2 separate regions of the Homo sapiens genome follow, and region 1 is linked to region 2. The links are chromatin loops, found by intact Hi-C in ENCODE. Cell type or tissue: PC-9. All regions are shown on one strand.

Evidence for each region. A loop is a pair of places that touch in the nucleus more often than their neighbours do. Peaks named below come from ENCODE experiments on the same cell type or tissue, not always from the same donor. Only the 100,000 strongest peaks of a DNase experiment are listed, where the experiment ranks them.
Region 1: a loop joins it to region 2, with 10 times the contacts of the local background. A loop is called at or near these places in 68 of 110 quality-filtered maps.

What each region holds. Positions count from the first base shown.
Region 1 is chr3:24,960,637-24,968,636 of GRCh38, reverse strand. It overlaps a transcript of RARB not described here. Among named protein-coding and RNA genes, the nearest start is that of RARB-AS1, 420 kb to the left of the region's middle. In PC-9, CTCF peaks have their summits at 4,498 and 4,702 (motif pointing left); no DNase peak of the experiment used is centred here.
Region 2 is chr3:25,591,159-25,599,158 of GRCh38, reverse strand. RARB (retinoic acid receptor beta) reads right to left here. Exons shown (of 8, transcript NM_000965.5): 6 at 5,452-5,656; 7 at 4,481-4,639; 8 at 1,227-2,739. The coding sequence ends at 2,543. TOP2B (DNA topoisomerase II beta) reads left to right here. Exons shown (of 36, transcript NM_001330700.2): 36 at 682-1,175. The coding sequence ends at 852. Among named protein-coding and RNA genes, the nearest start is that of TOP2B, 70 kb to the left of the region's middle. In PC-9, CTCF peaks have their summits at 4,698, 4,897 (motif pointing right) and 6,496; DNase peaks (open chromatin) are centred at 4,958 and 6,498; H3K27ac peaks cover 1,280 bases.

The sequences.
Region 1 (8,000 bases), 630 kb after region 2:
TACCCATAATACCATAGCCACCCACCAGATATGTGAGTGAGACCATAAGGGACTAACCAATCTCCAGGTCACCTGTCAAATGTCCACAGAAACAAGAGGTAGTCCAGCTAAAATCAGCCCAACTGATCCCAGCCCAGAACTGTCCAGCAGAATCATAAGCTAAATAAATGGTTATTTTAATTATTAACCACCACTAATTTCTAAGGTGGTTTATTACATGGCAAAGTTAACTGATTCTCTAACCCCAAAAGAAAAGTATGTTATTTTAGTCATGGGAAACAAGAGAACTATAGTCTTAGCAAAAGAATGAAGATCTTGTACCCAGTCATTACAGGGAACATTGCCTCAGGGAGCCCTTTAAAACTGATTTATGAGGTAGAGATATAAAGACAACTAGTCCACTTTGGACAATGTGGCAGATGGCATTAGATTTACACATATTTATGTAGCACATGCTTAATTGCCTACTTTACTGTCCATCTTTGGCCCTCAAGTAGATGGTTATTTTCAAGAATTACAATACTTTAACTGGCTGATGCTCCAAACACAGCTTCTTCCTTTGGATGCGCTAGGAAAACAACCAAACCAAACAAAAAAGACACCAAAGCTCCAAAGAGCTATTATAATTGTTTTACAGTTTCATTAGAAAACATCCTGTCTGTTATGCTTGCTTCCGGAAACTCTAATGATAATAGTGTTTGTTGCTACTGCTTAATTCCCCCTTAGGGTGTCTGCCTTTTACAGTTACAATTACAATTGGAAAGTCATTCAACCACATGTTCACATCAATTTATCCATTAATTTATTTGACCTGTTAATCCATTAGTTACTCATCCAATAATCCAATAAACTGCTTAAAATAATGTTTGCAGTCTCTAGTGTGGGATGCCTTTGGGTCAAAGATGATGAATCCAAATTATTAATGATGAAGCTATTTTATTCATTTTGGAAACTTTGATAGTGCTATAAAGCAAACTGTGAATGCCTTCTTAATTACACGACTGCAGAGCAGCTCATAAAGGCCAGTGGAAGGGTAATAACTCATTCCTAGGCTCTTACTATCAGTCAACCAGTTCATTCTCTATCCTGGCAAATCTGCTGAAAGATGCATGCATGTCGGAGAAACACTACACTTGGTACTGTCAGAGATGAAGAGGGAAGGAACTGGATTCTACTCTTAGAAGTTGACCATCTGAGTTGAGGAGACAAATTTACAAAACGGCTACTTAGAATTTGCGGGGGTAGTGAAGAAATGCAACGCTAAGGGAAACAGAGGCTTGGGCAAACATAGGTAGCCTTGAGAGATAATCTGGCTTCTACTCCAAGGTCATAAGCTCAAATCTTACAGGAGACAGATGCTTTCAGGGAATAAATCTAGCTGAGGGAAGAAAAGCAAATGGGAGTGATACCAACTGTGACCAACGAGAAGCTTATCTCCTGTCAAAGTGGCAGCCACAAGGCAGCTCTGGCCATTACTATGGAAGCCCACGGGCCGAGAGTTGCCAGATCTTCTGATTTTTCAAGATAATATGGAAATTTCTCTGTGAAATTGTTGACTTTCGAAGTATATGTATCTAATTCAAATCAGTAAATAAAACTACACAAAGTAAATAAAAGACATGGACACATTTAATTTTGAATATGGGCATCTGGTTTGTGACTTCCATGATAGAAAGCTTTCCAGGACGAGCCAAGTATGGAAAATGAAAATGTATGGTGAATTCAGGGCAGGATGTGTGGTTCAACACAGTCAAAATGTATAGGACTTTATTAATTAATGGACATAATGATCACCTGAATGATTTTTAACATATTACAGTTATCTATAGAATATTTTAAGAATTCATGCTGATAACCAGAAAGATAAAAATTTAATGTGAATCTTGTTGTTGCTGTTCTTTAAAGTGGGTGAACCCATACTTTAGACAACACCCTGGTCTGTTAAACATCTGCCCAATGTCTTTACTGTTCTGCTTCTTGTTAGAGACTTCAGAGAGAGAGAGAGAGAGAGAGAGAGAGAGAGAGAGAGATGAATGTAAACCAAGGTCAGACACAGATGATGGTAGAAATGACCTTTGACATTCCTGTACTTAATCAGACGAAGGAGTGTGCTAAGAAAAACACACACTGAGGTGTGGAAACCATAAAATATCACCAGGGAAATAAGAGAGAAGGGTTGGTTCAAAATGCAAGCCACCTGCTGATATTGTACAAATGATAGTAAGACACAGATAGGAATAGAAATCCTCAAGTGTTAAACCAATACTCACCTCCTTCTTTCATTTGTTAAAATTGTTTCTTTTAAGTAATTAGGTGTTAATCTCCTACAACTCCCCATCCCAGTCATCATCAATCTTACCCTTAGGCTGACCTAACAGTCTCTTTCACCTCCCCCTCCTTCTAGTTTCCCAAATTCCAATAATAGTTACATGTCCACTCTCTCCTTTGGAATGTCTCTACAATCAAGTAGTAAAAATGCCAAAGGTCAGTGCCAAAGAAAAATAATTTAACAAGCTAAAATAACCAAAAAAAAAAAAAATTCAAAGATAAAGGTGCCTCTTTAGTTGCATTTCTAAACTTTCTGAATATGTTTCCCAACTTATTTACTTTAATAAGGCTAACCAGGCCAATGTGACTTTCCATGTAAACCTGCATATTTTTTCTAATACAAAACTAAGATGTGCACAAAAAATGTAACACTAATACCACGTTACTTTTCTTCAGTGTTTTGCAATGACAAATTCTTTCACAATTATCCCTTATTCCTTACCAGAAGAGTATGATGTTGTATTATTTTTTTCTGGAGGGTCAGGGGGATGAGGAAACTGGGACTCAGCTAAAGTGACATTTCCAATAAAAGTGACAGAACCACAAGACTATCATAGTAATGAACGGATTTGAGGTTTGATTATGTAGCAGGCATCCTCTCAACATTTCATGTGTATTATTTCATTTAATCCTTATAACTGTGTGAGACAGATACTAAATTTTTCTGTATTTTATAGGTGGCAAAACAGAAGGACAGAGGAGTAACTTGGTGAAGGTCATCTAGCAACCTTTAGGGTAGTATTGGAATTCAAATGAACAATCTGGCCCGGAGCCCATGTGCCTCATGGTCATAAAATATCACCTCTCCATGATGAAAACCATGGTTCTCTGATTCCAAATCTATTCTTCTTTTAGCTTTACCCTGTTTTACTCATAAAGCTGGAAGACAAAGCCTACCTACTTTTTCCATAGACTGAGAGACAGTCATCAGCCTTCCTCGAAATGACCTCAATTAATGTATTTCTGGTTTCAAATATTTTGACATTTTTGTTCTGCTGTGGCATGACCACTCTATTCCAGGATTTGGAAATTCCATACATTTATTTTTATACTCTCCTAGGCACCCAGATAGATACAAAATACCTGACAAAAATACACTCAACACAAGAAATTAAGTGGGAAAATATAAGAACTCCACACATGATGATGTCATGAGATCCTGTGCCCTTAACCAGAAGTGAACCTTAGTAAACATGACTCTAAAATTTCTAGCACCCAATGTAGAAAGGATAATCGATTACATGGGCTATTGTTTCTGTAAATCTAGAATTTAGTTCCAGTTCTATCTTTAGAACCAAAGCAATTCATCTTCATAGTATCTTTGGTTGCCAATACTTTTAATCACTGTATATAGTTCATAGGTGAGAACAGTACAAATGAATATCTGCCTATGTGATGTGAACTAAGAAACCTGTCACAAATATCTTTCCCACCAGCCTGAGGGTACCCAATAGCCCTGCTATTAGATAACTCCCTTGAGGGAGAACAGAAAGCGGGGACATCGCCTTTAGGAGATGTCAATAAGCATGTGCAGAATGCCTGGCAAGGAGACAATTGCTCAGGTACATGTCTACCTATCTCTGAAACATACCTCTGCACTGAAAAATCATCAGATTAGTCAATGGTTCGTTACTCCCAACTTCACTGGCTTATGGGTACCAACTTATGGACAGGGCATGCATAAGCATCAACATACACCAAACCATCTACATGTCTGCCTGTACATGTTCACAATAATCATACACCAGCCATTCTCAATCGTGGGTGTGCTTTCAGGATCTAAAGTTTTCTGAATGTTAAAAGGGTTAGAATATAAAATGGAGAGTGGTGGGTTGATAAAAATGTTCTCTTAGGCAACCAGGTCTTGAAAAGATGACTCAACAGTTTATGCTAGAGGCCAATACCAACAGTATTGCAAAGCTAATGCTTCATGTGATATATACAGAAAAAAAAGAGGATATTTCTCTCTTAATGAGGGTTAGCAATGAACAGATTCCTATTTAATTTGTAAATCAAATTTGTAAATTTGATTTGTAAATTCCTACAAAATATCAATTCCTATAGAAATAGCCTTTATATAACCAAATTAGCAGAAAACATTTCCACAGTGCTAACCTTACTTTTTATACACAAAAAAGATCTGGTTATACCTTATACAGTATGTGGGGTGGGGGGGTGGAAATCAACATTTTGTAGTTCAGTAAAAACTCAACTTGAAAGGACTTTGGCAATCAAAACAGAAGAAAAACAAGGAGAATGAAAAACAAATATCAAATACTGAGAAATTCTGTGACCCTTTTGTTCTGTTCAGACATCATTTGTCAGGTATGGAAGCCCTCTGCTGGTCAAGATTATATACAAGGCGATTCACTAAAACTCTGGAAAAGGCTTTTAAAAGGGAAGGTAAAGTTTTTTTTTCTACCAAAATGCAGTTGGACTTGTCTCTGAAATTCCTTTTAAAGATTAATCAAATATTGTTTGCACCTAAGTAAGTTGATTTTGGAAAAGAAGACACTTATTCTAGGTTCCTAATTGTATTAGGTATTTTCTCACAGGTGCATTCCTGTGACTGAAAGCATGAACTATATACTCCGGCAGAGATGCTCGGCCCACACTGCCTTGTTCCTCTCCACTTAGTGCTTAGGAAATGTTCCTTGTCTGTGTGACTGGTGAGCTTTAGCCAGGTTTCTTGAATTCTCCAAGGCCAGTAGGTTTTTCAGGATTTGGAGAATTTAGTTCTAAAAGTTATTCTGCTTCCTGAATTTGGGTTATTAAGCAAATAATAGCCATAATGTAACGGAAAATAATCTCTTTTTCAGGGGAGGCGAGAGTAAGACCAAAGCAAGCATGAGAAGGCAAACTAGATCAAGAGGCCATGAGCGTGACAACAAGGATGGGAAGCCATTAGGCCCTAATGTTTTAGCTATAGCACAGCTGACCAAGGACAAAAATAGATGCGTTTCCAGTGTCTTGCCTCTGTGAGAGCGTTTCCAATGAACTCACTGGCATTTATATCAATGCACTCCTTTGCTTGACGTTGCAAAGGAACTTGCCCAGAGCTTACCCCATTTCAAACAGCCAAGGGGCCAAGGACAGATTCACCATGCCCTGTGGATCAATATGTAACTAGCTTTTAAAAAACAAAGATCATCATCAAAACCAAATCAGTTTAAAAATTGGAAATCACATCAAGAACAAATCCTGAGGCATCTAGAAGAGAAGTCCTCAAAGTATTAACATGCATGGTTCATCAGGAGGCACAAACCACTTACATAGAACAAAAAGGAATAAACAGTTAAGATTATAGGAATCTGTAGGCAGGCTGAAGGGATTAAATTATGGATGGGTGACTTCGGCAAATTACTTAACCACTCTGTGTCAGTTCCTCATCTGTAAAATGGGGATGCTAACAATGGAATCTACCTTAAAAAGTAGCTAAGAGGATTAATTGAGTTAACACATAAAAATGGGCATAAAAGGGTGTGTGACACATGATAGTACTCATTTATATCATTTAGTGTAGCAACCCCCAACCTTTTTGGGACCAGAGACTGCTTTCGTGGATTTAGGATGAAACTGTTCCACCTCAGATCATCAGGCATTAGTTAGATTCTCATAAGGACATGCAACCCAGATGCCTTCCATGTGCAGCTCATGATAGGGTTTGTGCTCCTATGAGAATCGAATGCCACCACTGATCTGACAGGAGGTGGAGCTCAGGCAGTAATGCTGGTTTGCTTGCTGCTTAACTCCTGCTGTGCGGCCTAGTTCCTAAAGGCCATGGACTGGTATCGGTCTGTGGCCCGGGGATTGGGGACCTCTGATTTAGTGTAGTAGTTTTTAAGCCAGAATGGTTTTGCTCTCAGAAAATATTCAGCAGTGCCTTGAGACATATCTGATTGTCAGGACTGAGGGTTGATGCTGGCATCTAGTGAGTAGAGGACAGGAATGTTACTAAATATCCTACAAGGCATGGGACAGCCCGCAGCAATCAAGAATTATCTCGCTCAAAATGTCAACAGTGCCAAGGTTGAGGCACCCTGATCTTTCAAAGGATATTCTTTAAAAGACACCCAAAGGGGCCGGGCGAGGTGGCTCACACCTGTAATCCCAGCAATTTAGGAGGCCGAGGCAGGCAGATCACGAGGTCAGGAGATCGAGACTATCCTGGCTAACACGGTGAAACCCCGTCTCTACTAAAAATAGAAAAAATCAGCCAGGTGTGGTGGCGGGCACCTGTAGTCCCAGCTACTTGGGAGGCTGAGGAAGGAGAATGGCATGAACCTGGGAGGCGGAGCTTGCAGTGAGCCATGATAGCGCCATTGCACTCTAGCCTGGGCGACAGAGCAAGACTCTGTCTCAAAAAAAAAAAAAAAAAAAAAAAAAAAAGACACCCAAAGGGAACACTAAGGTTTGTATGGCTATTTTTCTCACGTACGCACTTATAAGAAAACCAAAATGCTTTGTTTTTATAGACATTATGTACAGATGTACAGGGTGTTCTCAAGCCTAGATTAAATGGAGATAAACCAAATTAATCCATTTTAGTCATCGGCTTTGCCAATTGTCCAATGGTGTTTTGGAGCCTCAGTTTCCTATGACATTAATTCCCTGTTCTGAGTTGATCCATCACTTCCAATACTCTGAGATAACTGGACCGTCAGAACTCCATGCCCCGCCCTCCCTCCCCACAGTGTGGCAAGGTTCGCTGAATTCATCTGTCTGAACAACCTGGAAAGTCTCATATGATTCCTTCCATAGATAAAGAGTTATTACCATTATTAGTAGAGGATTGCTTGATCTAAAAACATTAATTCTGCTTTTACAAACTCTCTCAGATACAGAGAACAGCCAATTGTAATGTGATTTATCAATTTCAGCATCAGTTCATATCCATGAAGCTGAGTGATGAAGCCGTTAGTCTGTTAGGGAGATTTCAGTGAAAATGTGAATGTTACTTCCAGTTATTCATTGCACAATATTTGCATATTTATTCTTGGTCTGGAAAAAGGTGGAAAAATTAGAACTACCGTATAACTATTCTAGCAGGGTACCTGGCACAGTAGATGTTCAATAAATATTTATTTTTTTAATTGAACAACAGAATCTCTTTGGTGTCTCAACTAAAATTTGCAATCGAATTCTAGATTCCTATTTATCATTAATAATTATAATAGCAAAGTAACTTATAATGACAGAACAGTTCTTTTCAGTTTTCAAAAATGCTTTCTCAAGTCTCTTATTTAATAGTTTTATCAAAACAGACTGCATTAAAGAAATTTGACAAATAAGAAAATAGACTTGAGAGGTTAATTCCTGGCCCCTGTCACAGGCCCCTCTCACAGGCCCCGCCACTAGTTACCCTCAAGATTTCACAACCTGTTCTTTTCCATTCTGTCATTCCTAGTCATTGTTCCCAATCCTACCAAACATTTTTATGTGGATGTCAAGAGATACTCTGCCAGAAATCATACATCTTATTCTAAGATTTACTTTTTTAAAAAAGGAAAGTGTCAATGCGACACACCAAAGTTAAAAAAAAAAAAAATCCAAAGGCTCAATTCTCAACTGGCAATTACAATTTTCTCTTCCTTTACACAACGTATGGTTGTAGCTACCTTGCCAGGTGTTAAATCATTCCATTCACAGCATTTTATTCTGGTTTTGTTTTA
Region 2 (8,000 bases):
AGACTAAAATATTATTTTTCAGACTAAAGACTGTTTCCTTTTAACTTGGATTTATTTGACCAGGGCTAATTTGATTTTTTTTTTAATTGAATTCATTTGACTGTGGCTGATTTTTCCAATTAGTCTGACCCTTTTCCAGAAGTACACTATTTCTTTTAGGTAAATGAATGACATCAGCTCCCCCGCATCCCTTTTTATGTTGATTTCCACATTGACCTCTTCCATTCAGTCATCTTCTATGTCTCAGGTCCACCTCGGTGATGCTTTGCATTTTTTTAAACACTTACAGTGCACACATACTACACACGGTGCAGGAGTCTTGTTTCCTCCCATGAATTCTTGATATGTACTTACCAGTAGGACAGCTTGAATTTTTACTAATCTGGGCATTGTGCATACTTTTTGGGTAATATATAATTTCAGAAATAAAGGTGTTACATTTTTCAGGCTAGAACTTGGTAAATATGAAACCACCAAGGTGGTGAATTACTGTATGTAATCTTTTTCCTCCAAAAAATAAGATAACTGGTCTTACACTTAGGTTAGCATTATGATTCTAATTTTAAAAGCACCATTATTTGTAATACTTCCTAAACATAAGCGAAGTTTAAGGAGTGATAGTTCTTAATACTAGTCTTTACTTCCTTTCATAACTTTTAAATCTATTGAAAAAAAATCTAGAAACCGAAGAAGACATCTTTTGATCAGGATTCAGATGTGGACATCTTCCCCTCAGACTTCCCTACTGAGCCACCTTCTCTGCCACGAACCGGTCGGGCTAGGAAAGAAGTAAAATATTTTGCAGAGTCTGATGAAGAAGAAGATGATGTTGATTTTGCAATGTTTAATTAAGTGCCCAAAGAGCACAAACATTTTTCAACAAATATCTTGTGTTGTCCTTTTGTCTTCTCTGTCTCAGACTTTTGTACATCTGGCTTATTTTAATGTGATGATGTAATTGACGGTTTTTTATTATTGTGGTAGGCCTTTTAACATTTTGTTCTTACACATACAGTTTTATGCTCTTTTTTACTCATTGAAATGTCACGTACTGTCTGATTGGCTTGTAGAATTGTTATAGACTGCCGTGCATTAGCACAGATTTTAATTGTCATGGTTACAAACTACAGACCTGCTTTTTGAAATGAAATTTAAACATTAAAAATGGAACTGTGTTCTCTGTCTCTTTACTGAAGATAAAGGTGTAGTAAAAGCTCCCACACACCTTTAAAATAAATATATTTTATTCTTTGCCAGGAGACTCCATGGAAAAAGGTAAACAGTATATGAACATAGAAAGCATTGTTAAACAAACAATCTCAATGTACAAACAGAGCCAGTGAAAGTACATCACAGACTTGCTAATATATCAAAAAAAAAAAATTCCACTAGTGCTTAAATGAGAACTAAGAAACTGACACTTGTATCTGTTAACCACTCTACCACAGCTTTCACTCTGCTTCATAGTGATTGAACAAGGTCAAAGGAGGCAGATTCTATGCCTGTTTCTTTGGGAGTTGTTAATATTAATTAGCCCCTTGGCATCAAGAAGGCTGGAAAAAAAAATCCCAATATCAGGCATGAATCAGGAAGGACACTAGAGTTACATGGTCCAGGTGGTAGACCAGCCTGCTAATTATCCCATGAAATTTCCCTAATGGCTTGTGAACAAGTAAACAAAAACTTAACACTGAAAAGTGTTTCTGCCTTGGAGGCTATCATTACTGTAAAAAAATTTTTTTTAACTAACTGTGTAGTTATGTCATTAAACAAGTAATAAACCACTTTTAATTTAAAGTGACATTAACAATTGAACAAATGACATTTGATTAACTGAACTGGCAGTTACACTGATACAGAATTCTCTTCTGCTAGTGCAGGGAATTTGTATACTTTTACTGGGCAACATGAAATAAAAGATGCAGTTTGAGAGCATCAGAAAGAGCAAAGACAAGCTTCCATACTAACTAAAGTAGAATATCTTCAGCCTTATCTTGTCATACTGTACAATAGTCCTGTCAATAGTCCTGTTTCCTTACCTTGATGTCTTGACTATTCCATGAAAGCAAGACAGTTATCTTTTTGAACCTAGGTAGACGTGTACAGTAGTCTATTTCATAACCTTGGTGTCATGGTTATTTTGAGTATGCAAGACAAAAGGAAAGCACCAAACATACAGTATAGAAAGAACAGAGCCATACTTCTGTATGTACAAAGTCTTCAGAAACTTAACCAGGGGTAAATCATTTTGACTGGGTCTTTGCCATGCAATCTTGAGTGTTCAAAGAGGAAAATAGAAGCTTTTAACTAGTTTCTGGTTGCATGAAATGGCTGATTTTTTAAAATTGGAAAAGTTTGTATTTCTAGGTAAGTTACACAGTGAGGAGTATATATATTGATACATATGAAAACTTCTTGGTCCTTCTTGAGTTTTAATATCTTTTCAGTCCAAAAACTAAGCAGCAGTAAAAATGTTTTTTCTTGCATTTTAAATCCTGGAACTGAAGGTACTGGGGAATGTTTGAAGTAGCTAGAAAATGTCTTATTGCACGAGTGGTGACTGACTGACCCCACTGTTTTCCACTGAGCTGGGTGAGATGCTAGGACTGTGCTCTGCTGTGTTCCCACTTGAACTTGGGGTCAAGGGTTCATGTCCTTCAGAATTCTCCAGCATTTCTTGAATGAGAGGTGGCATTGATCCAGGAATTTCCATTTTCAAGGTAATTACACGCTCTGCACCTTTTCAAAAGAGATAATGGAAATATGGTTAAGATAAGGAGTTAAGCTATGACAGATAACCAGGGACCAATTTTCATATATTTTAACAGAGGTGTTTCCTAAGATTCTTGCTTAGGAATTATGAAATGTAGATATCAGGTGGCTTTTTGTTGAAAAAGATCTATCGATTACTATCACACTCATAAATACAAAGAAAGATAAATGTATTTGGAATGGGAACTGCATCCACCAAAAATCATGTGTTAGTTTATTGCAAAGTTAGTTAGATTGGGTTCTCAACCAGCTCAGACTCATAGTATGTTGATAGAGAGGGTCTTTTTATGATCTGCTAGAACTTCATTCGTCTTTTATGCAAGCAATAACTGATACAATTGCTCCTTTTGATAACAGAAAATTATGCAAACAATGCCTCCCAGAGGCTATCCTTATTTTACACCATTAAAACATTTTTACTTTGTGGAAAAGCAGCTGAGATATGGTGACGTTTAAATATGATGTCTTAGTTTCAGGAAATAACAATTTACAAAGAGAAGTTCCTGATGAAAGAAGTGTATCTTGAAAAAGACAGGTTGATGGCAGTTACCCACAAACAGAGGAGTTCACGATGTGCAGTGACTATTGACAACTAGATTTAGCAGCACTCTGTCCAGTACAATACCCACTAGGTAGCTAAATTTAAATTTGTTAAATAAAATGAGAAAAACAGTGCCTCAGTTGCATAAGCCACACTTCAAGTGCTCGAGAACCTCTTGTGTCTGGTGGCTACTGAACTGGACAGTACAGATTATTTCTGTAATTGCAGTAAATTCTATTAGATATCACTAGTCTAGTCATCTATACAGAATGATAGTATTATGTTAAACAGCCTCATTTTTAAAAATCAAAGATACCGTATTCACAACCACACTGGTATCTGCTGTTTACTTCTACTCTTAATTCCATGCAAGGATGAATTCAGAATGCTCATCTAGGAGACCTCTTAGAAGGAGCTCGAGTTAAGACTGCTTGTCAAACAAGTTCCCTGTGCTTTTAAGCACTTTCTGAAATACAGAGTTTATTCCTTGGCTAGCAAACATCTTCAGAGACAGAGTAAGTAGTCTGATGGGGAAAGGAGAATGACAATAGCCCATTTGGTACCAGGGATAGCTGCTGAGTTGTCTCTCTACATAGAAAAACCTTACTGTTAAACACTCAACTGTGATATGGATCTAGGCACCTCTATTAATTGCTTGAGTTGCTACATAAACAGAAAATCACTAGGCAAAGAATATACCTCTTAGGCAAGAATTCCTTTGCTTAGAAGTGTGCAGAAGAAAATCTGCCTATATACAAAAGAGCAATGGCTAAAGTGATTGAGAGAAACTTAACAAAGGTTTAGATATTCAAGAAAAACTGGAGTCAAGGTAACATAAACCAGAGATGTGTAGAAAGCTGGAATTAAATGTATGAACCTAGAGAATTAGCCTGTTTTAGTACATTCTCTTGAAAACAATGTTTTTCTAATCAGTCATGAATTTTAAAGCTCTCAATCGTTAAGATAATTGAATAGGGTAAGATTTGAGGTGTTTTTTTTTTTTTTTTAGAGGGGGGAGGGATAGTATTTCCTTTTGATTTCAATGAGAAATGAGTTCCAAGACTTTAAAAGCAGCCATTAAACATCCTGAATTGAATAAAGCAACACAACCTGGTAAGGCCCTCAAGTCCACTGTGTGACTACAGTACTGAGAGCACGAAGACATACCTTTAGCACTGATGCTACGGAGATCTGTGATTTTCATTAAGATCTTTGGAAACATGTGAGGCTTGCTGGGTCGTCTTTTTCTGATATAAATTTTTAGTGCTTCCAGCAATGGTTCTTGTAGCTTATCTACTTTTGTCGGTTCCTCAAGGTCCTGGCGGTCTGGATACCAGGAATAAAGTATTAAACAAAATCAGGATTTATGCCCTTTTCCCCTCTTCCTTGTTTCCTTATTCCTACTGTTATGAGTTCATTAATTTGGTAATTCAATTACATACACAAATTTGCAGACTTATGCAGTTGCTTTAAGCAGTGATACTTGAAAAACAAAAAAAAACTGCCCCCCCTTGGTAGTATAAACATTTTGATGCCTGGTTGCTTTTGTCCCAGGGAAAGAATTACCTCCTTTGACCAGAAGGTGTCACTACCAAACTGAATTAAAACAAATCTTGAGCAGGATGGTTATTTTAGCATAAAATAAATCTGCTCCTTAATTAAAACCATTACTTTTTAACCACTTACGATTCAGCCTCCTATAGGCCAGTAGGGGTCACTACAAAGAAGAAAGCTAAATTTTATCCCAGTCCTGCAAGGGTTGGTGGGAGGGCCCAGCCAAATACTTGTATGCCTACCCACTAGATAACAAACAGCACATACAAGTCCCTTGTCATCATTCAAATGTCCCCAGACAATTCATTTTATAATAGTGTGATCCTGCCTTTAAGAAAAAAAATCTGTGGCAATTGGAGTAATAGCTTTTTGGGATTTCTTTCTGAGCAGAAGGATCCCAAATACCATTAGTTAATTTGTAACAACATGGAAAAATACAATGAAACCAGGCATGTATGCCTGGCTTTATTCACATGTTTTCCCATGTAAAACAACTCCAAAAGGGAAATGAGGAATTTTTCACAAATTACAAGTATAAACTGTTCTTCATGGAATTTCATGAGGCTTTTCTACATAGTTGGTACCTCCACAGATTAAGCAGATGGCACTGAGAAGGCCTGTTTCTGTGTCATCCATTTCCAAAGGCAGGAGCTGGTTGGCAAAGGTGAACACAAGGTCAGTCAGAGGACCAAATCCAGCATTGTGCATCTGAGTTCGATTTAGGGTAAGGCCGTCTGAGAAAGTCATGGTGTCTTGTTCTGGGGTATACCTGGTGCAAATTCTAAGAATCTGGAAGGAAAAAAAAATTGATGGATGTTCTAAGCCATCCTGTCCTGAAATCATCAATCAGATGTAAGCAGGAAATAACATGAAGATTTCCAAGGAGCTCTTGGGGCAGTCTGTCCCCCTTTCACATGTTGAATGTCTTCTTTAGCTCTTTCATTAAGAGACTACAGAAGTCAAAACCCAGGGGCTAAAGTTTTTTAGGAAACACTAAACAGGACATAAGAAATTTTGAGAAATATCTTTTTAAAAGTAATTCATTACTTGACTCAAATAAACATTTACTGAGTGCCTAATTATGTCCCAGGCACTGTGCCAGGTGCTGGAGATAAAAAAAAAAAAAGATGAATAAGATTCTATTTTTTAAGAGCTTACAGTCTGCAATAAATGACAATTTATTAAATGCATAGTATATATCAAGTTTTGTACATACCCTACATTCAATCTTTCAAACAGCTTGGTAAAGTGAATATTATTCTTATTTTACAAATGAAGGACTTAAGGCTCAGAAAGGTTAGGTGATGTGCCCAATGTCACATAGTTAACATGTAACTGAATCTGACTCAAACCCAAGTTAGGCTCTCTCTCCCATGATGCCTCTGATCACACGGTTACACAGGCAGCTGTAATACAAGGGACATGAGTGAAACCAGCAAGGTACTAGGGAGTTCAGAAAAAGGAAAGCTCAGAAATAGCCAGGAGGAAATCAAGGGCAGATCCATAAAGAGGTAGCATTTCAACCGAACCCTAAAGTGTAGGCAGGATTTCTACAGGCAAAAAGCCTGAGTCACTCTGCCAGAGTCTCCCAGTCCCACCCAGTGTATGCTTGACACATAACCCTGTTGGCCCCCTGGGGCGCTAGCTACTAAGGAGACTCTTGCTCACTGCCCTGTGCCTCTAGGCCTCACTCAGAGCAAAACAAACTAAAAATGCCTTGCTTCTGTAGATACTCAATCCTGGTTCATGTTTCCACTGCCCTATTAAGCCTAAATGCTGGTAAGGAGCTCCGTGCATTGCAGAGCACTTCCCCACCCAGAACCACATTTCTGCACCGACAATAAAGGGTCTCTGCTGACCAGGTTTCCATACTTGACTTTTCTCTCTGAAAAAGTTTCAGAGCTGCTTGAAGCACAGAGAGAAGTAAATCCCACCTGGACAAAAGTGAATAACTCAGGAGGTTGAAGAAGTTGAAAGTTTTTCCCAGATAATGGCATTCAATTTGACTGGGTATAGTCCTGTGAATGTCCACCTCAGTGTCAACCTACAGGAGGGCAGATGTGATCAGAAAGGCCTGCATTATTCCTGTTACACAGCCATGTGCAGAGAGGAGTGGCCTCTGAGGAAGACACAGGACCTCTACCTAGGAGGAGTAGTAAAGCCCTCTCCATCCTGCCCATATTCCCATCAGGTCTCCTAAAAGAAAAACTTCTGTCAAATCTCTCATCTTGTCAGGGAAACACTGGGGGTTTGGGACCAGGACACTTCCCATGGGGAAGACAGTCCTATCTGACTGGTGGTGGATCCACAAGAGCCTCAAACCCACTGGACCACATGAACCATGATGGGACAGTTGTACTGCAATGGTCACATGCTTTTGGGTTCTCTAAATCTCCAAGAAGGCAGTGACCTAGGAGCCAGCCTTCTCCCTACACAAAGGACTCCAGCGTGGATAAGGAGGAAGGCACCAGGACATCCTATAGAGTGAGGGTGCAGCAGCGCCTCTGTTGTATATATTTTTAAAAGTCTGACTTCAGTGTCTTATTGGTTAAAACTCCGAGAGGAAAACTGAATGAGTAAGCCCTCTTCATCCCTAACATACAGTAATAGCTAATGTTTTATTGATCACCTACCAGGTACCATACTAAACACTAGTATATTATTTCTCCTATCAACCCATGAATTGTTACTATTAGCTGGGGAAACAAATCTGAATAGCTTATGCTAGGTCACATAAGCTAGTAGAATGATTTGATTTCAGCTTTTTCTAGAACCCATGGTTTTAACCATTGCTCCACAGCTGCCTCATTTTCTCTCCACGCCAATAGTCAAACCTAGACACCTCTCTAAGGTTAGATAATCTTTAGCCCAGTACTGATTTCGATATCGGCCTTACTGGGCACTTTTGTGCAGCACATAACTGCATAACTATTCACGTTGGCCTGCCTGCTGTAGAGGGGTGCAGAGCTTGTGGCCTGGAAACAGAAACTTCGTTTTATATTGGGAGGGGTGGTAGAGAGATATCTAAATCAGGACATGTCCTCAAACTTCTTAATGTTCCTACTATATGATCAAGTGGCATAGTGAATTAGCAATTGATCATTAATGTGAGTAGTTCTCAAAACACTACCAT